Linked DNA regions of Homo sapiens: region 2 is linked to region 1. The links are chromatin loops, found by intact Hi-C in ENCODE. Cell type or tissue: heart left ventricle. All regions are shown on one strand. Links, peaks and the distances in the headings refer to the core of each region. The heading gives the core; the rest is flanking DNA.

The links. Hi-C counts contacts between places; a loop is a spot of excess contacts. Peaks named below come from ENCODE experiments on the same cell type or tissue, not always from the same donor. Only the 100,000 strongest peaks of a DNase experiment are listed, where the experiment ranks them.
Region 2: it touches region 1 in a loop (2.0-fold over the local background); 10 of 110 quality-filtered maps call a loop at or near these places.

Annotation. Positions count from the first base shown.
Region 1 is chr2:159,437,969-159,450,701 of GRCh38, forward strand. BAZ2B (bromodomain adjacent to zinc finger domain 2B) reads right to left here. Exons shown (of 37, transcript NM_013450.4): 5 at 10,274-10,441; 6 at 8,814-9,007; 7 at 1,041-1,244; 8 at 335-727. Among named protein-coding and RNA genes, the nearest start is that of WDSUB1, 160 kb to the left of the region's middle. RefSeq lists an enhancer at 1-970. In heart left ventricle, for the core only: no CTCF peak of the experiment used is centred there; no DNase peak of the experiment used is centred there; H3K27ac peaks cover 418 bases.
Region 2 is chr2:159,599,598-159,612,330 of GRCh38, forward strand. The region is part of intron 1 of BAZ2B (bromodomain adjacent to zinc finger domain 2B); the gene reads right to left. Among named protein-coding and RNA genes, the nearest start is that of BAZ2B-AS1, 9.3 kb to the right of the region's middle. RefSeq lists an enhancer at 1-134. In heart left ventricle, for the core only: no CTCF peak of the experiment used is centred there; no DNase peak of the experiment used is centred there; H3K4me3 peaks cover 412 bases; H3K27ac peaks cover 1,506 bases.

The sequences.
Region 1 (12,733 bases), core at 2,104-10,103:
TAAACCCAAGTAATTGTGAAGCTTGTCTTACTCAAACATATTTATCCCCTTATTTCTAAATCCTTAGATCTTGGGTGTGGGGACTTACCTTAGGCATGGGTTGCAGGGGAGCTGGAATGACATGATTGCATTGCCAAAAATACATTAAACAGATACATATATGAATATAAAATCAGAGAAATTTAGTTTTCTGCTGTACATATTCTATTCCTGGAGACTAAGAAAGTATAAAAATGAAGGTAGAATTTAACTTAAACTTGTGTATTGTAAGACAATATAGAAGCTCTATCTTTCTCTAATAGTAAAATTCTTGTATAAATAATTTGTAACTCACCCGTTTGGATCTCAATTCACTGGTCAATAAACTAGATTCTTCAGAGGTATTTTTATTCCCTGCTTTAAGAACATCAGGAGAAGGAACTATGAGTTTCATGTAAGTTTCCTTTTTGGCTTGATTTACCAAAGATAAAGGTTTCACATTGGACACCAATCCCGTAGACTGTATTACACTGGTGTGTTTGTTCACAGATTCCTCCTTTGCCTGAGAGCTTTGGAAAATAAATGGAAGCTGCTGTGACAAAACCTGAGGCTGCTTCTGCTGGGATTGGAATGAGTGAGTCTGGGATTCAGACGCAAGAGGTAATGGCTGGTGTATTCTTTTTTCCTGGGCTTTTTCAGTTGCTTTCTGTCCATCTGCTTTTGGGTCTGAAATACCATGTAATAGCACCTAGATATAAAAATGAAAAGGTAAGTTCCTAACATCTATTAAGACAAAGACTATCAAGCAGTAAAACCTGGAGATAAAAACGGGTACTTTCAAAGTGTTCTTAATGCCTTATGATAATATCTAAAAATCTAAAAATTCGTAAAAGAAATACCGTATGTCCCTTTAAAAACATTTCTTCATCTTCTTTCTTGGGCAAAAGTATGAACTCAAAGTAATGATTAACTTTAAAACTACAGACTTTGAGAGTCAAGATAAACCAGTTAATTCCTAAATATGAATAATGTTTGGATACTGTCCATGAAAAAAATTATACCTGGTTGTTACTTTTATGTTGTGCTTCACTCTCTGAATCAGAATCATCATCTTCACTTTCTTCAATACTTTGATCTTCTTCTTCTTCATCTTCTTCTAGATCATCTGAATCACTGCTACTAATGCCTTCACTTGAGGTGTCTGATGATGTGCCTGAATCACTATCACTGTTGCTAGAACTTTCCATTGCTTTCTTCCTTGGTTTCTGGATAACGACAAGGTAGTTGGCAAGACTTTATTTTTGGAAAACATTCAAGTTTCAATAAAAGGTGTACTCTTTTTAATTTTCAAATGATATTTTCAATCTCAAAATGTCATTGTAGGAAAAAGTCACATATCGTAAGGATAATTATTTAACAAACTGATCAACTTAACTTACATGACAGAACTCCTCAATGAAAAGTGCAAGCTCTGTCATGTAGAATATTGAAAATATCAATATAGCATATGTGTAGATGTACTCATATGACTGTTATTCTTCAAAATGTATGACAGATTAAAAAGATCAGTTCACAAAATAATTCCAACTATGATACATACATCAAAAGTTACACATTTAGCTTTAGTCTTCTTTCTTTTTGCAGACAGTGAGTCAGTAGCCAAACATTTACCTATAACATGCCACACACACCTTTCTGGGTATGTCCAAGACTGAGTCCTTGCCTTCAAGAAACTTACTAGTGCTGGTGATAGGGGAGGGTACACAAATGCTTAATATAAAAGCAAATTATTCCATATAATAATAAGTGCTGTAGAGAAGATAAAGTAGGGTAGCAAAAGACCTATGGGGCTGCTTTAGTTAGGGTCAAGGAATTTAACTGTTTATGTTTCATTTCAGAAAATATTAAAAAAAAGGTAGAAGATGAGGTAGATAAATATGACGAGAGAGATTTATTTTTGGAACATTTAAGACTCTGCAAGAAAAATAAAATCCAAAGCTGGTAGAAAGTGGTTATTAGGTCACATAAAAGTGAAGTTTTGTGTTCAAGAAAACATAATAGTAGTGGACAAAAAGAGGAAAAATCATGAGATGTATTATAACAAATTAACAAACCAATCAATTAACTTATAAAAGAACTCCTCAATAAAAAGTACAAGCTCTGTCATGTAGATTATTGAAAATATTCATAATTATTTAACAATGGGAAAGTTAAAATTTCACCAATAGAAAGACTGAAAAGGAGAAACATTGAAATGATGGAGCCACAAGATTAAGTACAATCTAGGAACATTTTAATGGCATTTGCTGATAAAGAACAAAATATAGAAAAAATAACAATAAATTACAAAAGTTATGATCTTAACAGAAATACATCCTTTTATGACTACTCGGGATTGGGGAATGAAATACAGTAATATATCTCCACAACAGAGAGCCAAATTGAAGCCACGGTTACAGATTGCAAATCTGTAGTCTTTTTATTGTGTCTTCTGAACATTGATTCAGGTAACATTCATATGAGTGAGGAGAGTCACTCCCGCCATTATATTCCGTTTGCAATGACTCTTGTTTTTTTTTTTTTTTTTCGGGGACAGTCTCGCTCTGTCGCCCAGGCTGGAGTACAGTGGCACGACCTCAGCTCACTGCAACCTCTGCCTCCCAGGTTCAAGCAATTCTCTGCCTCAGTTTCCTGAGTAGCTGGGATTACAGGCGCCTGCCACCACGCTAATTTTTGTATTTTTAGTAGAGACGGGGTTTCCCCATCTTGGCCAGGCTGGTCTTGAACTCCTAACCTCATGATGCACCCGCCTCGGCCTCCCAAAGTGCCGGGATTACAGGTGTGAGCCACCACATCTGGCCTTGCAATGACTCTGCTTTAACTGCTCCAAACTAGTTACAAGAAGGCCTCTTTCAAAGATACACACTTCAATAAGCAGACTAATAGTTCCCATCATTTCTTGAGTTTTCTTCCCTCAAAGTAGGGCAGACAGGAACGAGAAACTGAATTGGAATTGTATGGGTACCCACACAATGAGAAAGATCACAAGGTAGAGAGATTAAAGGAAAATAATAATATATTAATATTAAGACTACCATTTATTTGTCAAAGAAACAGCTACTTCTTTGCAACCAAAATCTGTTGTAGTTTTCTAAGCATGTATAGCAAGACCACGAAAATCATAAGGTACCTAAACTGAAATTAACATTTTTGTTTTAGTAAGGGATAACAAAGAAAAGAAATAAGAGAGCTACAGTGATTTAGCAGAGAAAAATTAACTCCTATTTAAATGCCCAAGGAATAAGTGTGTAGCTTTTTATTTAAAGATGGCATGAGAAATGGGGACTATACTCCCCAGGAACAGTCATCCAGAGGTACTGGTTCTGAAGCTTTAGGGTGCATAACATTCCTGAGTCCCACTTCTAGACAGGGCACTTAATGTGATTCTGATGCAGGGAGTCTCTGCCGAGCATACTTTGGCCATGTGTAAATAGTTCTATTTTTATAAGGTAACACATTTAGTACTCATTAAAACAAACAGAAATGAGAAGACAAGTGTGAGTATTAGAGAAATAGGGAAAAAAGATGGGTTTGTATCACCAGTTTCATTAGAGTATATATGTGTCATTTCCACAAATAATTAGCTAGTAAGTCTCTTTTCTCTTATTTAAAATGTTTTATTACTTACAAATTTTTTAAATTTAAAACATTTTTTTAAATGAGTCAGGGTCTCACTTTGTCACCTACGCTGGAGTGCAATGGTGCTTTCATAGCTCACTGCAGCCTTGAACTCCTGGGCTCAAGCGATTCTCCTGCCTCAGCCTTCAACTAGTTGGGACTATAAGCTAAAACATTTTAAAAGTTAGTCTTCTTAGGTTTATCAAAAAGTGATCAAAGAACAGCTTATTAATTTTCCCCCATCCAATCTGGGAAAACTTTTCAGAACCTTATCCTTGAACCTTCATTTCACTGTATATTTATTTCTTTTAGTAACAAAACAAATACATATTCAAGGCTATGATGTACCAGGCATAGTTGCTCAAGTCTCTGGGGATACAAGGGTGTGAGAAACAGACACCAGCTCTGCCTAGTGAGAACTAGAAGAAGAGAATCAACAAACAATTTAAATAAATATTTTGAGTGATAAATACCATAAGTAAAACAGAATAACTGGATAGACAATGTGTGGTGGGGAGTGGGGTGGGGTTTTGCTTTACATGTAGTCAGCAGGTAAGACATTTCTGAGCTGAGACCTAAGGGAGAGCAAGAGCCAATCACCCAAGGACATAAGAGAAGAGCCTTTCAAGACGGGAAACAGCAAAGGAAAAAGCCACCAGCTAGAAGTGGGTTGAGTGTGTTCCAAAATGAAAAGGTCAGCAGACCAGTTAGAGCATAGTGAACCAGGGAGACAGTGATAGGAAATAAGCATGGATGAACTGGTGGAGGTCAGATCACACAGCTCTTATAAGTCATGGCAAGGACTTTATTCCCACTGGGATAGAACACTAGTGGAGGGAGTGATGACATTTGATGTATACTTCCCCCTCATTTTTTTATTGTGGTAAAATACACATAACATAAAATTTACTATCTTAACCATTTTAAAGTGTATGGTTCAGTGATATTAAATACATTCATAATGTTGTGCAAACATCAGTGCTATCCATCCTATAAAACTGAAATTCTATACCTATTAAACACTAACTTCCCATCCCTCCTTCCATGCTAGCCACTGGCAACAATCATTCTACTTCGGTCTATAATTCTGATGAGTCTAAGTACCTCAAATAAGTGGAATCATACAGTACAGTATTTGTCCTTTTGCATCTGGTTTACTTCACTTTGTATAATAATGTCCTCAAGGTTCATCCATGCTGTAGCAAATATCAGAATTTCCTTCCTTTTTAAAGCTGGATAATACTAACATGTATTTATGTATGTGTACACATGTGCCTCCCCATGTATTTTGCTTATCCAGTTATCTGTTGATAGACACTTTGGTTGTGTCTACATTTCAGCCATTGTGAACAATGCTGCTATGAGTATGGGTATACAGATACCTCTTTGAGACACTGCTTTCAATTTTGGGTGGTATATACCCAGAAGTAGAATTGCAGAATCAAATGGTAATTCAATTTTTAATTTTTTGAGGAACTGCCATACTGTTTTCCACAGTGGCAGTATCATTTACTATTCCCTAACATGTGATACTTTCAAACCATAAAAAATCAGATATGTTTTTAAAGGCTATTTTGGTTGTTGTGGTAAGAATAACTTGTACGACAGTTGGGATAAAACTCATTCAACCTTGAATTGTTTTATTCTTTTCTTAACAGGCTGTATATTTTAGTCTTAGTTTAATTATTTAATTAAAATATCAATATTTATTCTAAATGTATATGCAGACTATATGAGGGGACTGGACTTAATCAATGACTTTCAATGAGAATGGCTGAGATAAGTACCCCACCTCCCATGGGAGGTATCAAAATTAGCTGAACTTTTTTTTCAAACTACATGTGAAAAGAATGAATGAAGCAACTTTTTAAAAAAGTTTTGAAAACTGAAGAAATACTGGGTGAAAAAGTATAGGATTTTCTTCTTTAGTTCCAATGCCCTTTATCTCCATTTTACTTGAGCAACCCACTCCCACAAACCCATGCTGAACCACATATCATCTGAAAGTGCTGTTCTTTTGAAATCATAAGTTCTAGTATGCCTCACTTGAATAGACAATCTCTCTATAATGTTATTTCTGCTTAGTTGCCTTAGACACTACTATGGTACCTCAGAATCTATCTCTAAAACTGGGTAGAAAGAGGTGCCTCTTTGAGTTTTCAGTATGTTCTCCTAGTAACAGTTTTTAGTATGACAGCACTGATTCTGTTTAGGAATGTCAATGTAGATTCCTCATTAGAACTAAGTACAGGAACTGTGTCATATTCATGCCTCCAAGATCTTGTACAATGCCTTACACATTGTAGAGGCAACAAAGATTTTACTTGATTTTAGCACTACTTCTTAAGAGGTAGGATAGCATAAGGGTTAAAAGCATGGGCATTTAACTTTTGGAAGCACATATAAAAATGCATCCAATGATATGATGTCTGGGATTTGGTTCAAAATAATATGGGAATCAGAAATGGATGGTTTCAGTCAGTGTCTGGCATCAGAGAAACTGGCAGTAGCTCAGAGATAGGACCTTAGCGCTTACACCGAGACTGCCATTGAAACAAATCCTATGGGAGAAGAGCCAAGAGCAGGTACAGAACAACAGGTGGAGAGTATGACACTGATACCTGTGTCCCTGGGAGGAAACAATTAAGAATCTTTTATCATGTTTGCTTCAGTGCTCAGTGGTGTAGGTTGAAAGGGAAAGAAAATGGTTGTCTTGGGGCCTATGTACAGTACTTTTGCATTTTTGTGATGGGTACCGTCAAGCTTCTTAGCATTACCAGATGGCCTTCCCCCAAGTCTTCATATAAGCATGTTATACTCTGGAAAATGTTTTCTATTGAGAAGGAAATTTAAAGATTTAGAGGAAATATATCTATGAAATATGCTCAGCAAAAGAAAATAAATGTATTTGTTCAGTTCTGTTTCATTTGTTCCAGAAAATATATGGAGCTTGATGCTGTCTTGAAAAAGGATAAAGAAAGTTTGACAAAGTAGTTCTTAGGATTAAAAATTGGTGTATAAGAGGCAGTAGTTCAGATTTAAAGTTTGGATCAATGTCATGTGCAGTCAGTGACTACCCATATCTTGCTATTCTTGTTGTGATGTATCAGAAGCTTCCTGTCACAATATTACAGCTGAGATGGTGAAGAACATCATGTGTGTAGGATCACAAACTTTTGACTCTCTTCCACTGGAAAACCAGGCCCTGAAAGCAGTTTTTATAAAACACAGAAGAGAAGACACAACTCTTATCTTTGTTTCCCAAATGTTTGCAGTTGATGACAAGGCTTTAACTGGGACCTCTCACTCAAGAAGAAATTAAAAATTGGAGCAGACTAAATCCACTGATAAGAGTGTTCTAATACATAATATGCTAGATCATATAGTTAGAGGCTTCTCAGCTTACTTAGTTAGATAAATGAAACCTGGACTCAATGATGACCTACATTTTATAAAATTGAGATGTCACAGCTTCTGACATAATGTGGAAGAGGGAATCCAAAAGTGCAGAGTGATCAGAATGTAGAAGTGAATTTACCACCTGCAAGCTGCATACCCACCCTACTCCTGGAACCAATGATAAGAGCCAACAAGATCTACTCAGGAGGAAGAAATCGCATTAACAATCTGAACAGGAAAAATTTAACATAAAGAATTATTGATTAATAACAGAAGATTAACTACTAAGAGGAATAAAGTGACCTCTAAATAATACAGGAAAAGGAGATGTAGGGAATATGTACTTTTTGTAGGGCTAAGGTAGAGTAATGAAATAAAGATAACCTTTGAAAAGGGACTTTTTCCCCCAACCCCTTCATTCACCCAAGGCTAAGTTTCAGACTTTGTGGGAGAGGATGTGGCTATTGCCCACTGGATGGCAGAGAAACTCAATGAGGTATCACAGTCAAGGCTGACACACACAAAACACTGCTTGCTAAGATACCAGAAAAACATGGCTGGGAACCTGTCAGCTACAGTGGCAGTAAAATTAGTTTGAAAGCCACCTACTTTTCAAAACTTGCTAGTAAACTGCCTGCTGAGATGCCAATGAAACTCACTAGACAGTGTATACTACTGGGTCTCCTGACCACCACTGGATCTCCTGGATACCACCAGTAGAGAAGCTGTCAGCCAGCAAGCAAGCCACCCATTGGCAGCCACAGCGTAAGAAAAAGAAGAAAACACTAGAACCAGAAAAAGAAGTCCCAGCCACATGTGGTGGTTCATGCCTGCAATCCCAGCACTTTGGGAGGCTGAGGCGGTGGATCCCTTGAGCTCAGGTGTTCAAGACCAGCCTTGGCAACATAGTGAGATCCCATCTCTGCAAAAAATGTAAAAATTACCTCGGTGTGGTAGCATGCACCTGTAGTCCCAGCTTCTAGGGAAGCTAAGGTGGGAGGATAACTTAAGCCCGGGAGGTGGAAGTTGCAGTGAGCTGAGATTCTGCCACTACACTCCAGCCAGTGCAACAGAGCCAGACTCTGTCAAAGGAGAAGAAGAAAGAAAAAAGAAGAAAGAAGAAGAAAAAGAAGTAACATCTTCTTCCAGTGTTCTTCCAGGACCTTCTACTAACAAGGACTAACACTGCAAGAAGTGGCAAAGAAGAAAAGAGTGATTGAGAGCTGAGAGGCAATAAATTGATAACTTGCAAAGTTGGGGATATACATGAAATAAAACTGGCCATGATGCGACAACTGTTGAAGCTGAATAATAGGTACAAATGGTCATTCTGTCTACTTTGTATATTTGAAAGTTTCCATAATAAAAGGTTTTCTTATTCACTCTTTTCTAATGCACAGGAGTTAACCCACTTGCTTTCAAATCCTGGCTCAGTCACTTAGTGGCTAATTATTTTGGTGCTTTGCTTCTCCATTTGTAATAACAGTAGCTACTTCATTTCGGATACAGGGAAGAGTTAAAAGTTATATGAAAAGCAATTAGAGCAGAGCTGATATGCAGTGAATTCTCAATACATTTTATCTATTATTACTATTTGTATTATTTATACTGGTACTGACACCATAAATCACGTATCTATAAAAATAAAAGTTGGTAATTCATAAGAAATTAAACCATAGATTCTGTTGATTTGACCTTCAGAATGCTCATCTTATATATAGATCTGTTATATATTAGTCCTTCCAAGTACAACTTACCTTATCTTTGATTTTGTCAACTCTAGCATCCAAAGGCTGGTTTTTGCTTTGTTCCTGATTACATTTTCGATTTCCTCCACCTGAGCTTGTACTTTTAGTTTGTCCCATGGAACTTGAAGCAGTAGTGGATAGTACAGATGTGTTGATACCAATTACAGATGATGTATTACTTCCATTTATTGACCCATTTACACCTTGAAAATAAAAATAAACATGTTTATACAATGGAATATTATTGCATCATTTAAAAATGAAGTACAGATATATGTACAGTTGGATGAACTTGAAAATATGATAAGTGAAAGAAGACAGAAAAGGTCATGTTGTATGATTCCATCTACATGAAATATTCAGAGCAGGTAAACCTACAGGGACAAAGTGAAAACTGATCGCTTCCAGGGCTGAGAGAGAGGGGAATGGGAGGCAACTGCTTAATGGGTACAAAGTTTCCTTTTGCAGTGATAAAAATGTTTCAGAACAAGATAGAGGTGGTGGTTGTACAACACTGCAAATGCATTAAATACCAGTAAATTATTCACTTTAAGATGGTTAATATTATGTTAAGTGAATTTCACCTCAATTAAACAAAATGTTTAGAAAGATAATGAAATGCAAAACTTTGTGTTTTAATTGTAAAACACATTAGAGAACTTTGTAAAACACTTCAGTGAAAAGAAAGATAGTAAATCATCTAAAATGTTGTTATAATTTTCAAATTATATTCTAACAAGTTATTAATTGCAGAAATATTAGTGATCATTTAAAAAAGTACTAGGTTATTAATTTTAATGAAGTTAATACTTAATTACAAAAGAAGTAACACACTATATTGGGTTACATATAGGGAGGTAATGAAATACAGAGGAAAAAACAGTAGAATTGGGCTAAAATCCTGACTAGGCCACATCCATATGTAAGTAGTATTTTCTTGAACAACTTATTTGACCTTGGCTGTAAAATTAAAATACTTCTAATCTCAAAGAATTATTTTAAGAATTAAGCAAGAAAATGTGAAAAGGTCTAGCATAACACTATAAAACTGTTATTAAGGCCGGGTGTGGTGGCCTACGCTTGTGATCCCAGCGCTTTTGGAGGCTGAGGTGTGAGTATTGCTTGAGGCCAGAAGGTGGCCAGAAGTTTGAGACTGCTGGAAACACAGAGACCCTGTTGCTACAAAAAATAAAAATAAAATTTAAACACGTAGCTGGGCATAGTGGTACATGACTGTAGTCCTTGGGAGGCTGAGGCAGGAGGATTGCTTGAGCCCAGGAGGACGAGGCTACAGTAAGCTATGATCATACAACTGTACTCCAGCCTGGGCAAAAGAGTGAGACCTTGTCTCTATTAAAACAAACAAACAAACAAAAACAAAAAACAAAAAAAGGTATTAAACCTGAACATTATGAAAATAATATTAGAATGGAAGATTTATAGTACTTCACTTATGTAAATGTGGATACCTTTTTCGGGACCATTTCGATTACTTTTTCCCGAAGTCCTTGAATGGAATGAAGAAGAATCATGATTCTGGGCTGGGGGAGCAAATAGTGGTGGAATTCCCAGTAATGGTGGAAAGAAGGTTGCTCCTGTACGAGTATGAGCATCAGTTGTTCGCCACCATTCTGCACCTCAAAACCAAACAAACCAACCAAACAAAAATATATAAATTAACTTTCCAGTTAACGTCACAATGGCTTTCTATGTTTTATTTAAAAAAATTTCAAGTTTCATCTTGGAACAAAACTGAATTACTCATACTTCTGATCATTTTCCTAATTCTAAACAGTAGAACTTGTACACTTATCACTCTTCTCATTAGGTCAGTATCTAAGGATCTTCACTTGGCAGCTTTGTAGAGTTCAAACTTGTAAAGGACAAAGGTAGTCCATAGTTTAAAAAATGAAAGTGAAAACTTGGAATATAAAAGAAGTATTTCACTCTTTGATGACTTATCCCATAACTTTTCTCATCTGTTTCAAACCCTTAGAATTTAAGTTTACATCTACAACCTATGTTAAGACTTTCCTCAAATTACATACAATATAAATCTGGCTCTGATAAATCAGTTAGTCTAAATAATAATATAAGACTATTGTAATCCACTATATCTCAAGTACATTTATGGAAGAAAACTTCTATACTTAAAGATAACCATAAATATAGCAAAATCAGTAGGCCTTTTTATGTTCTAAAAAATAAGTTCTCAAAGGAGATTTCAAAAACAAGTAATTTCACATTAAAATATTAAAGATTTATAAAGCCTCTCCCCTTAAAGTTAATGATGAAAGCCTGAATTTTGTTTTTACTTCCACTCATTAATTACAGATAACAATGATTGTTTTATTGATATAAAATGACCAGTGGTAGAAAATCATTCAATAAAAGGTAAATACTTAAATAGTGTCTCTTAAAGTTTTAGAAAAGGAAATAAGCCAAATTTTATACATTTTTCAAGGAAGGATGAAGTAATCTTATATTGACCCATCTAAAATCTCAAAAACAATCTTCTCCAACTGGCTAGTCTGCTAGATTACCAAATCAGTTATTATCTTTCAGACCAATCTCCCAAAAGATATGGGGTATTTTTCATTGACTGTGACAACCATAAGAACATTAGAGGAAAAAAACCCACAACAATACAGTATGGGAGAAACTCAAAATTGTCAGTCTTTATATTATATAATATTAAAAACTTTTCTAGGAATATCCTTCATTAAAAATAGAATGTAAAATGGTATGCACCTTCATTATCTAATGGCAAAATCTGGTTTAAAAGAAAAGTGAAATTTTCATGGTAGCTGCCAGTCTCAAAGGTCTAAAAAACAGTATAAGTAGAAAACTGCAAAAGCTATTCTTCTGCACTGCAGGAAGGCATTACTAGTAAAATGACACCAATGTATATTCAGCCATGCCTGAACAATGGGAACTGAACCAAGAATAACTATACAAAAGCATTGATCATTTATCCACCGTTTAGATGAAAGATGTACATTTAGATAGGAAGAAAAAGTATGTGTTTTGGGCTTGTATCAGCACAGTCACAATCTTGTTATTTATAAGTTTGAAAGCTAAGTTCTACCTAGCTGATAAAAAGTTACTGTACTGAGGACCAGGCACAGTGGTTCACACTTGTAATCCCAGAGCTTTGGGAGGCTGAGGTGAAAGGTTCATTTGAGGCCAGGAATTTGAGATCAGCCTTGGGCAACAGAGAGAGACCCTGTTGCTATAAAAAATTTTAAAAAGCAGGGAGGGACTGAGGTTTCCCAAAGATATTTATATAATTTAACACAGAGTCTGTAATTAAAGTGGAATTCATAGACTTTGTAAACAACCAAAAAATTGCTAAGGTAATCAAAGTGTAATAAGACTCAAATATTTTAGACATAATCAAACTCAGAAAAAAAATTTTAAAAAGTATTGGAGAATGTCAATGGTAAATAAGCACATAGCTGGTGTGGTGGTATAGTTCTGTAATCCTCACTACTCGGGAGGCTGAGGCACAAGAATCACTTGAGCCTGGGAAATGGAGGTTGCAGTGAGCTGAGATCGCACCACTGCATTCCACAGCCTGGGTGACGGAGTGAAACTCTCTCAAAGAAAAAAAAAAAAAAAGTAAAGAAGCACACAGTAGAGATTAGAGAAAACAATGGGAAAATGTGTGTTATAAATAACCTGACACCACAGAAGAAAATACAAAACAATAAGATCAGTTAAATAAAAAGATGTGAATGGTAGAGCTTCTGACTATAAACTTTACAAATGTCTGATACTATTTCATAGGAAATAATTTTTGTTAAGTGACAAGCTTGTCTTCTAAATTTAGGAAAATAAACAAAATTTAGTCACAAACCAGCTTGTTGACAAAATGAAAAATACAAAATAAGGATTATATAAATCAGCATATGGTAAATTTCTAAGTA
Region 2 (12,733 bases), core at 1,896-9,895, 160 kb after region 1:
ACAAGAGGGAAACTCTGTCTCAAAAAAAAAAAAGAAAAAAGAAAAAAAGAAATCTGGGGCCTGGCATGGTGGCTCACGCCTGTAATCCCAGCAGTTTGTGAGGCTGAGGCAGGCGGATCACAAGGTTAGGAGATCGAGGCCATCCTGGCTAACACGGTGAAACCCCATCTCTACTAAAAATACAAAAAATTAGCCGGGCGTGGTAGCGGAAGCCTGTAGTCCCAGCTACTCGGGAGGCTGAGGCAGGAGAATGGCGTGAACCCGTGAGGTGGAGTTTGCAGTGAGCTCAGATCGCGCCACTGCACTCCAGCCTGGGCGACAGAGCGAGACTCCTTCTCAAAAAAAAAAAAAAAAAAGAAAAGAAAAAGAAAGAAAGAAAGAAATCTGAGGGATAATTGGGGGTACTATAGTAGGTAAAATCTCGTAGAATGTCCCAGGCTTGCTTTCTAGCCTGAGGAGAGGAAATATCAGTAATTTTTAAATGTCCTAGCTCAGATTCCTTAGAAAAAGTTCAAAAGTTAATTTTGTAGCTTTAGTAGTTGTACATAGTGCATAGGCTCAAGGATACGCACAAGTTAACTCAAGGAAGCCTGTGTAGTTAATATTTTTGCACACCTATGTAAATAAGCCATACCTCATGAGACCGGCCTTTTGGGGGTGATCAGGAAAAATCTTTAAGATAATTATTGTATGATCACATTGCTACAAAATCTTACCAGAACCATTCCTGCCAAACAATTCAGAAACAAATATAATTCCCTAACAAATTTAGGAATATATGATTATCCATAAAAATCAAGAATATACAAATTAAAATAATAATATTCCCACTGTTAAAAAAAAACGAAAAAATATTCTCAACTTCCAATTGCAAGAGTATACAAAATGATACTAATTCTTCTGAGGGGGATTTTTGTGGATATGTGAAAAGAGCCTTTAAAATCTGAATAACATACATTCACATGATCTTGTCCCGAAATCCACCAAACAGGACAAAAAGGACCAAAATTAGTGTGGGAACCAGGGAAAATACCAGTACTCTTTTAATAAGACTGATTCTATATGCATATGCCCTAAGAGGGCAAGGTTCACAATTTAGTAAGTAAGAGAATATTCAGAAATGTCCTAACCCATAACTTTCATAGTTGCCGTTTAGAATCATGGGGGGCCTATAAAAAGAAGTGGGGGGAATCACAGATCTTGGGACACATGTTTGCAGAGCAGAAAATAATCGAGCTACTTTTTTGGCCTCATCGTTTTTATTTTTCTCAACCTTTCATTAGAGTTGAGGAGACAGCTTTGAAGGTGAGGATCAAATCTGACTAAGCAGACAAAAGCTCTGACTCATCACACAAAACTCATAATCCACAGGATTACAGAGAGTCATTCTCTCCCTCCTCCCACTCACATCTTCAGGTGTGCCAAGTTCTCCCTAAAGCAGGGAAACTGCTAAAATCGAAGTTCCACCCTCACATATAGAACAACAGCAAAGATCTCAAGAGACTCAGAGAAAAAGTTCTAGGAAAAAATATATGTAAACTATACTTCCTGTTGCCTAGCTCTTCTTGCCTCTTATTCCAAATATTTAAAATGATCAACATCTATACCTGTAGCACAAATCATAAAACAAGGAACCAAAAAAACCCCTTCAACAACACTGAGGTAAACAAGCATTACCAGTTTCCCAAGCATTTAATAAAATTCAACTTCCTTTCCCGATTTTTAAAAAGTCTAAAGAATCACTTGCACCTGGGAGGTCAAGGCTGCAGTGAGCCTAGATTGTGCCACTGCACTCCAGAATGGGTGACAGAGTGATACCCTGTCTCAAAAGAAAAAAAAAAAAGGCTGGGTGCGGTGGCTCACGCCTGTAATCCCAGCACTTCGGGAGGCCGAGGCAGGTGGATCACAAGTTCAGGAGTTCAAGACCAGCCTGGCCAACATGCAGAAACCCCGCCTCTACTAAAAATACAAAAATTAGGCAGGTGTGATGGCAGGTGCCTGTAATTCCAGCTACTCGGGAGGCTGAGGCAGGAGAATCACTTGAACCTGGGAGGCAGAGGTTGCAGTGAGCCGAGATTGTGCCATTGTACTCCAGCCTGGGCGACAGGAGCGAAACTCTGTCTCAAAATAAAAAAAAAGATAGAAATAGATGCATGCTTGCTTAACATGATCTTTAAAAATACATATAACAAACCAAAAGGTAATATCATAAAAAAAGTTTAAGTACTAGAATCATTTCCAAAGTCAGGAAAAGAGTGCCCAATGTTACCAATACATTGCAAATAGTAGTCAGCTTAATTTCATTCTTTATACAATAAAGTTACAAATACTAAAGGTGGCAAAATTATCTTTGTTTGTATATGATTATATATCTAGAAAACCCTAGAAAATCAACTGAAAAATTATTAAAAACAATAAGAGTAATTCAATCAACAGTCGGTAGGATGTTTTGGGGAAAACTGGAGTCTTCTGGAAGAAAAATAAGTTGGGAATCTAAACTTCACTTCTTTCACTTAGACTCCACCATGCATAAAGATTTCAGTTTAAAGCAAGATAAACCTAGGAGCCATAAATGAAAAAAATGATACACTGGTCTTCTATACCCATATTTCTCGCTATATTGGAAACAACAGTCTAGGGGTAAAAAAATTCCACCATACATATCAGAAATGGGAGTAAGAAACAGGAAGAGGAAAGGAGGAAAAGGAGAACTAAAATAGATAACCTAGCATTGGTATGCTAGAGCTTGCTCATAGTGGCTCACAAGAGTCAACTGATAATTCTTGGGAATTCTTGAAATCTAGTTGTTAAAAACAATCATTATTAATTAAATTATATAAACTTACAGTCAATAAATTATAATAGGGTAATAAACACTCAAAACATTACTTCCTAATTATTTTGCATTTTATTATTTATGCTGTAGGAAGTTATTTACATCTATAGTATGGTTATGATGAAAATACTATACAATGATTGTACAACTACATTTCTCAACTTTGTTCAATAGCATTAAGTTGTAGGATTGAAACAGGCCATGGTGGCAGTTTTTACACAAGCAAAAGACACTACAAATCAAGGCTCTCTTTGCCACATATACAAACCAGTTAATATTTTCCAGAATACCATAAAATATTCATATTCTTTGACCCAGCAATTCAAGCTCTAAAAATGAATCCTACAGAAATAACTTAGAATAAAAAAAGCTGAGGGATGTTTGATGATATTTCATCCCATCATATAATAACATAAAGTGAGGCTAGGCATTGTGGCTCACACCTATAATCCCAACACTTTGGAAGGCTGAGGAGGGTGGACTGCTTCAGGCCGGGAGTTCAAGACCAGCCAGGTCAATATAGTGAAACCCAATGTCTAATAAAAATACAAAAATTAGCCGGGCATGGTGGCATGTGCCACTAGTCCCAGCTACTTGGGAGGCTGAGGCAGGGGAATTGCTCGAAACCAGCAGGCGGAGGTTGCAATGAGCCGAGATCGCACCACTGCACTCCAGCCTAGGCAACAGAGCGAGACTCCGTCTCAAAAAAACAAAAACAAAAACAAAAAACTTAAATGCCCTAAGATTGGATAAATTATGCAGTCTTTTAAAATACTTAATGACAAGAGAAAATGCTCATGATATAATCCAAATAATTAAGAGCTAATAAACAACGGAGAATGCAAAAACTACATAACAGCTACTTCGTAAAAATACATACATTTTAAAAATGGAAATTAAAACTTGTTTTATTTAAAATGCCGTAAGGAGGCATTTCTGTTAGAAGAAATGCTAATATTTGGAACTAGGACTCTCTGAAATTTCTTTCCTCAAGCTCCAATTTCACCACTATGCATTCCCACATTTTTTCTTTCCCTCTAGTTACAATGAAAGAGTATCCCTCGTTCTAGTTCGTGATTATCAGTCTAACATGGATCTGGAACCCATTTCTTCCCATTTCTTACAGAATCTCTGAATTATATCCTCTGCCCCTGTATCTTCATTCACCCTGTTAAAAAAAAATCATCTTCCTATATTTCCTTCCCAGAAACTACCAAATTTCTTTTCCTCCTCCTTACAAAAAAAAAAACAAAACCCCAAAACTATTTAAACATGTTTCCATTTCTATAGCTTTAATCCAAACCACTCCACTGAAACTATTAATGCCAAGGTCACTAATGTCCTTGTCACTTAATCCAGTGGATTATTTTAGTTCTTTCTTAGGTAATACCACAGACACATTTCACTCTATGGCCACTCCTGTCATTTTCATCTTTTGCAGGAATAGGTTCATGACACTAACCTGCTGTTTCATTAATGAACACCTTCATTTCAGTAAATATTTCATTTCAACATAAAACAAACTAATAATGCATATAGTAGCCTGTGAATAATAGAATTTTGAACATTTGAAATTTTTATCAATGCTTTTCTGTATTTTTAAAAACTTTTATTAATATTTTATAGTGAAGAAATACATTTTTAATTTTAAAGAAAAGTCAAAGGACAATGAATATGATTAACTGTAAGAAGGAATAAGTAACTGGCAAGTTGTACAGCTGCATATACCCTTTTAACATAAACAGGCAAATGACACAAATATGATATGGGAATTTATTTTTTTTAATTCCAAGTTATATTCTCAAATAGTTTTTTTCCCTTTCTTATACATGTATTTTATATTTTATTTTATTTTTAGAGGTAGGAGTCTTACTATGTTGCTCTGGCTGGTCTCACACTCCTGGCCTCCAGCGATGTTCCCACCTCAGCCTCTCGAGTAGCTGGGATTACAGGTGTGAATCATCATGCCCAGCTATTTTTAATTGACACATAATAATTGTACATATTTGTAGAGTACAATATTTTGATACTCAAATAGTTTTAATTTAGGCATCTAAAATGTAATAGAATTACTTACCAGTATGATAAGCCTGCCTTATCAAAGAAGCATAGTTTGAATACTCTCAATATATTTAATAAAATTAGTATTTTTTCAAAAGATTCCTGTCACAAGAGGTTGAAACAAAATTACAACCAAAACATGACAATGCTTTAAAAAATTGACCTTTAGTTATCTAGCTCAACATTCCTTATAATAGAAATTTTAGAGAATACAATATCACATGAAAATATGGTATAGATAAATGTTGATGGGAAGTTGGGCCTTAACATAGGCATAAAAGGACAGTTTTACTAGCAGAAAGGAATGCAGAATCATTAAATGTCAAAAAATTAAAAATATGAGAAATAACTATAAAAAGTTTGGTGAGGAGGGCATTTTTCAGCTTAAAAGTAGGAAAATTATTGTTAAATCTAAAGAACTGAAAAGTTAATATATTTTGTGTGTGTGTGTGTGTGTGCGCGTGTGTGCGCGCGCTAGGAGAGAGAGAGAGCCAGGATCACACTCTGTTACCCAGGCTGGAGTGTGTGCATGCACAGGAGAGAGAAAGAGAGAGAGACAGAGACAGGATCTCACTCTGTTACACAGGCTGGAGTGCAATAATAGCTCATTGCAGCCTTGAGCTCCTGGGTTCGAGCAATCCTTCCACTTCAGCCTCCCAAGTAGCCAGGCCTACGGGTGCATGCCACCACACCCAGCTGATTTTTTTTTTTAAATTTTGTGTAGAGACCAAGATCTTGCTATGTTGACCAGGCTGATCTTGAACTCCTAGCCTCAAGTGATCCTCCCATTTTGGGCCTCCCAAAGTGCTGGGATTACAGGTGTGAGGCACTGCACCTGGCTTGATAAGTGATTTTTATTTATTTCCATGGGTAGCTGTAGGATTATTTTTAGCTCACTTTTAAAGTGCTGAGATTATAAATATAGAAATAAACATGTATTTTTACCCATGTACATGTAATTAATTTAGTTGGTACCTGCAGTATATTAAATGCTACTTGGAACAAATAAAATATTTGCAAAAATAATCTATTTCACAAAAGGTGGCTCATATTAAAATGCAAAAGGTCAAATTCAAGGTACTACGTCACAGAACACTTCATTATAAAAAAAAAACAGCTGGGCCCAGTGGTGCATGCCTGTAGTCCCAGCTACTCAGGAGGCTAAGATGGGAGGATCTCTTGTGCCCAGTTCAGTCCAGTCTGGGCAACAGAGCAAGACCCTGTCTCTAAAAAATTAATAATAATAAAAATTTAAAAACAGTAAACTTCTGGTCACATTCAATTTAGCTTTTCTTCCCAGGCATGCCTTATTCCTACCTTCCCATTTCACACACAGTACAAAAACATTTTCACGTTCTTTAAAACAATTCTTCTCTTTTGTGAGTTTTGGCAAGTGTACCTACAAACAGGCTTCCTGCAGCGGGAAGGGCAAAGAGAGCTTTTATCTAACTGTCTAAAGTTATTACATGTTCTCTTCCTGGACCAAGTGTTTACTATTCACACTGCCCTTCCCTAACCCTTCAACTTTTACTTCAAATCCCCAAGGCATGATTACAGATAAGAGTTATTTACCCAACAAGCTGCAGAAAATATTAATGACAAGGCACAGAAATTTAATGCTAAAATACTTACACTACTATGGACAAAATCTTGATATGTTCCAAAAGGACTTGATTACATAACAATGCTCCACTCTGACTGCATTTAGAAACCTTATTTAAAATTGTCTCCTTTTTTGTTGTTTCTGCCCAAACCCTAAGAACACTTAACTTTGGCTCCAAAGTAACCCCTCTTTTAAAATAAAGAGATTTGACCCACAACTCTGTCAGTTAATGTTGCCTTGCAGAGCCTGTTTTTCTCAGCATGCTGCACTAACAACCCAGAAACGAAGAAAAGGTCATTTTGTGACTTATACACGGCTCCTGATTTTTTCAAATGTTGAAGATAGGTTTTGGTGCTTCCTATGTCATCACAATGGTTTATGTTAACAGTAATACATTACCCAAAGATCAGAAGCATGTTTCAACAACCATGTCATCATAGAAACCAGAAAAGATAGTAAGCATGGCTTTGAACTAAACTTAGACACTAGATAACTTTTTATTTCCACTGTTTTCCATCTTTAATTTACCTCAAAACTTATCCTTGTACAAGATAAAAAATGGTTACATAAAAGTTTTAAGGTTTTCTTATGACAAATCTCTTGCAAGTAAATGTTCATCACAATACTGCAAATAAAACATTTAATATGCAATAATAATAAATTTCATTATTATTATGATGTAGTAATAATGAAGTTAGGAAAAGACTAACTACTAAAATTTATTGTCCTTGGCCAAGACATTATGTAAAAGATCTTTCATACATTTGTGTTTTGAAAATTTTTTAAATCTTTCCTTTTTCATACTCTTTTTTAGTGGGATTTCTATTTTTTTTTTTTTTTGAGACGGAGTCTCACTCTGTCACCCAAGCTGGAGTGCAGTGGTACTATCTCAGCTCACTGCAACCTCCGCCTCAAAAAAAATAATTTTTATATTTTTAGTAGAGACAGGGTTTCACCATGTTGACCAGGCTGGTCTCAAACTCCTGGCCTCAAGTGATCTGCCTGTCTCGGCCTCCCAAAGTGCTGGGATTACAGGCATGAGCCACCACGCCTGGCCCTCCTTTTTGTCCTTATGGATATGCCCGTTACTGGCAGTCCAGCAGTCTGCTTGTCTTCTGCATTCATCCGAAGGAACTAAAAGAAGTAAAAGTGTTTTTTGAGCCAGAGCCATCATCATGGAGAAAAGGGATACACATATATCACCCTCTGCTCTCTACTCAATGTTCTTAGCAGGGGGGATCATGCATTAGATTTCCAGAAAAACTGTTCACAAAAGCATAGGAAAAGAACCAAGGAAAAGGGAGGGGTTCTGGTTAATCTCAAAACAGAAGATTTGAATACCTCTAACCAGAAAGGGTAGTTTTGTCAGTTTTAACCCGGCCTTCACAAATAAGCCTATCACTGAAATGGAGGATTGAAACTGATTAACCCATCTTCTCCAGAAAAAGCCAAGCAGTCAATTTTGAAAGGAAGGATCCCATGACATTTTCTTTTCCTTCTAGTGGAAGAGGTATGGGTTGGGGTGACCTTGAAAAGGCAGAACCATCCCAGATGTCAAATGGATTGGCTCTAATATAGAGCTCTAGCTCTATATTTGTTCTATAATAGGCTTATGCAGTCCTTCTTTTCTTGGATCTTTTCTTCCTGATCTGTGAATATTCAAAATTTAATTGTTCTTGATCTAGTTCAATGCTACCTAAACCGAAGGGCCTTTTCTAATTATTCCAATGAGAAGCCATCTCTCTCCTACTATGAACTTCCATAAATTGTTATCCATAGCTCTCCCAGAGCATGCTTGGAGATAGCATTCAATAAAAGCTTAAAGAATGAAGGTAGATGCCTCCTCCTTTTCCTATTATTAATACTAGAATAATACAAATGTATCAAATATGTGCAATTCTGTGGTGGATGTCACTGAGTCACTTTACTTTTTCAAACAACGTCTAAATTTTCTGTTTTGCTGGGTTACTAATACAGTATAGAAAAATTCAGTCAGGCCAGGCGTGGTGGCTCATGCCTGTAATCCCAGCACTTTGAGAGGCCAAGGTGCGCAGATTGTTTGAGTCCAGGAGTTCAAGAGTAACCTGGGAAACATGCTAAAACCCCGTCTCTACAAAAATACAAAAATTAGCCAGGCATGGCAGCGTAAGCCTGTAGTCCCAGCTACTTGGCGGACTGAGGCGGTGGGGATCCCTTGAGCTCAGGAGGTTGAAGCTGCAGTAAACTGGGATCGTGCCACTGCACTCCAGCCTGGACAACAGAGTGAGACCCTGTCTCCAAAAAAATAAAAAGTAAAAATAAAAATCCAGTCCATTAACTCACCCTTCTTCTTTTCTAAATATAATTATGTAATGAGAACCAGAAAAGGCAGACAAATAAAATCCCAAACCTGCATTTTAGTCAAAAACTAAGAACCCCTCTTCATCAAGAAGTGGGGAAGGCAGGGAAAACCAGATTTGTTTGAATTTTCCTTCCTTTATTCTGTGATGAGATGCTAAAGAGCAGAGAAATAAATGAAAGGACAATAGTCAAAAGGGAGTGAAGAAGACATAAAATAATTTACAAAATGCCTGATATAATCTCAAATAATGGAAAGTTAACTAATTATAGTTATGATCCTATGCAACTCAAAACTAAAACACAATGCATCATCCTTTAATAACCTTTGGATTTGTTGTTTAAAAAAAAGTACAGCCTACTATCAGCTGGATTAAATTTGGCCATATATTCTGTTATATTACAAACCTATCCAGCCATTTCTGAAGCCAAGAAAGAGTAAAATGCACTCTTAGGACTGGTACTCAACCTTGAAGTGCTGAGAGCTACTTCATCATCTAGTGTGGGGACAAACACATACATGCACATGTGAGCCTAACACCATGTGTGGAAACGCATCATTGTAAATCACTCAGGTATTCACTTATTTTAATATACACAAATCAAAGCACAGCTCCCTGTGATTCCTAAAAGGAGAGCTGAAATAGCATTTAACATTTTCTCCTCCCACCCTTCTCACTAAAAGCTTGAGACACAAAGGTGTTCTCCTCTTTCCTTACAGTTATTACTGACAACATGCAGGAAACTATTATAGCTGGCCTAACTTACCAATACCACCTAAATACTGTAAGAGCATACCTGTGCTTAATACTCCAGAAGTGACTCAAAAAGCAAAAGAGACTCCTTATTAGATTTCTTCTAAAAAACTAGAGTAACTCTATAGTTTTAGGATTAGCATTATTCTAATCCAGTTATAAAGTCATGCCAATTTTCCCTTCTATCTTGCTTTACACCACCACTCATAAGCTAAAAGTATTATACTACTTTTCTACATATTAGATGACATTGTTTTAGACTAATTAATCACAATCTACTGTTAATGTTGTTTCCCAAAACTATGTATAACTAGTAAAATATTATTAGCAATATTTCCAAATCCAGGATAATTCTGTTATTGATCTATGGACAAAATCATAAAACACATATTCCAAAAATTACAATAGTTGTATAATCTAGGTTTGTTTGGTTGATTCTGGCCGTGACAGGTAGGACATGACCTTTTACACTTGTTTCCTTCAAAGCTTCTTCATTTTATTCAGCATTAAGTTTAAATTAAATATTTAAAATTGAACCTGTTCTGTGTTGCAAACACAGCTAAAATAAAGAGCTTCTGTAGCAGCAGTGACCAGATTTTAAATGCAGGTAGATCAATAAAAAAAAAAAAAAATCACCAAGCACAGGCTCCATGTGAGTGGAATGGTTTATAATAGCTTGCAAATGACTATGTGCTTGCTGTAACCAGCTGTTCTTAAATTATGAATATGCAACCAATTCATGTTAAAGCCAAATCCCAGCACTATTTCTACAGAGAAATCCCAGTAGTTTTGCTTGTTCTACATGTTAGCTGTGTTAAGGATACAAATAGCAGTAAGCTTCTGAACAAATAGGACCGAACTATTGGCATTTCATGCACTAGGTCCATTATCACAGCAGGCAATGTCAATCATTGGTACATTCCTATAACAGCTCAGGCAATATGACAATGATCTCATAGGAAAAAAAATCAAAATCTCTGCAGCATACTCAAAGTCCTTCTGACAACCTAATGCTTTCTTACTACAGCCAATCAGATTGTCAGACCTGACCTACTAGAAGACTTTCACCAAGCTTGAAACATTTAAAAACATCAATCATAAAAACAAAGACAGGACACTGAATTATACAGTATTAACCTCTAGGGTTTGCATACAAAGACCTTAGATTTATTTATGTCCTAGCGAGTTAAGAGCTTCAGTACACCGTTCTTTACACCAAACTGACTGCCAATTTGATGAACCTCTCTGCCCTCAGCAGGAGTGCACCGTCTTTGATTAATGAGTGCATGTTTGTGGAAAAGTGTTAAGAGGAGAAAACAGGAAAAAACACCCAATTATGTCTACACATAGCTGAAGTACTAATCCAAGAATTATCTTCAAACCAAATGCTCCTTTTTCTTATATACCATGCACACATGTGCACAACACAAAATTAGTAAAGGTTCTTATCTATGTTGCCATCATTATTATTATCCCCAATATGCAATAGTTTTTATTTGAATGAAAGGCATTCAAAAGCCAAAGTACAAGTTGAATTTTATAAATTATAAAAACTATTTTTAAAGCGTTATCTTTTAAAACAAATTGAAATACTCTTACCTTATATAGTAAAAATTTAAGTATGTGGAATAAAAACTATATTTTCACCTCATATTCTTATAAAACCCTATTAAGGTTAAAAACTCAATGTTTAACTGTAAATATCCATACTTTTAAATATTTTATATTTCAAACTCTATTATGACTGCCACAAATCAAATAGCACTCAAAATACATTTAAAAGTCATATATATTCATTTACTTTTCCTGTTTTCAATAAACATGTGGCCAATATTTTATAACTCAATATGCAGTTGAAAATGAATTAAATATATTTATTACCCATAATTTCATACTTAATACGGTCAACAGAAAAAACTGTAAATCAAAGTTTGAACTTTTAAAATGACCTTTCTATTGAGAATTACCTTCCTTCTAGAAATCTGATGCCTGAAAATTCCTACTTAAACTACAGGATGTTTATGTGTAGTACAATTAAGACTATATTATCTCTAAAGATAAACTAAGCATCAGGAGTCCTTTAAAAAAAAGTTCACATTTCATACACAATTCAATGTTCCTTAATTTGATTTATATGAATATCTACCTCAACAAAAATATGTTATGAGTAAATACATTTCTTAAATATTGAGTCATAGTCAAAGGTAACAGAATGATTTTCTTTTTAAGGAGTTGTATGGCTACTATGTAAAAAGGGTTGAGAAAGCATAATGTCTGAATATAAATCTTAGCTTTAGTCAGTAATGTACAACCTATTTAAAAGGAAAGGGTCCCTATAAACTTTGATTTCAGGAAATCATAATTCTGGAATCAATGGCATAAGTGTTAAAAATTTATATTGTAGAGGAAGTTTTGAGCAAATTATATATTCTAATCAATTTCATATTTTAAGTATTTATTTTTGTAATGGCAAATTATTTTAAGTGTTACAAATTTTATGCTCTTTGAAGAATTATTTAAATGCCTAATACACCTAAAGACCTACAAATTAAAAGTCAATAAATATTGGGACTAGAAAAATTCTCTTAACATAGTAATAAATAAACTATATTATATCCTTAAATCTTATTTACATGAATTTTTTAATGGATGTTTCTGTGTTGGGATTATCACTTTTCATTCTTCCTCTTTTCTCCCTCCCATTTCCTCTACCACCAAAAAACACCATGCAAATAATTAGAAAAAGTAGAATATATGTAGGCACCAATGGGATGACACCATTTTAGTATCACATATTTAGTATGACACCATTTTAGTATCACATATTTAGTATCACACATTTTAGTATGATAGCTGAAACTATCAATAAAAGTTATAACAATAAAAATATAATTTCATTTTTTAAAAATCATTAAATGTCTACTAGTAAGTTATTTTAGATCATAGTTTGTATGAATTTTTAAATAACATTTTAGCCTCATTATAAAGAAAAATTAAATACAAAACTGCCTCTTTCCCCAATAATTATTTCTTTTCTTTTGTGATTACTTCCTAGAACAAAAGTTTAAAGAAACAGCCAAATGGATTAACATTTATTAAAAAGGCAACAGTATTTTTAAAACTTCATGGTAAAAAATACTT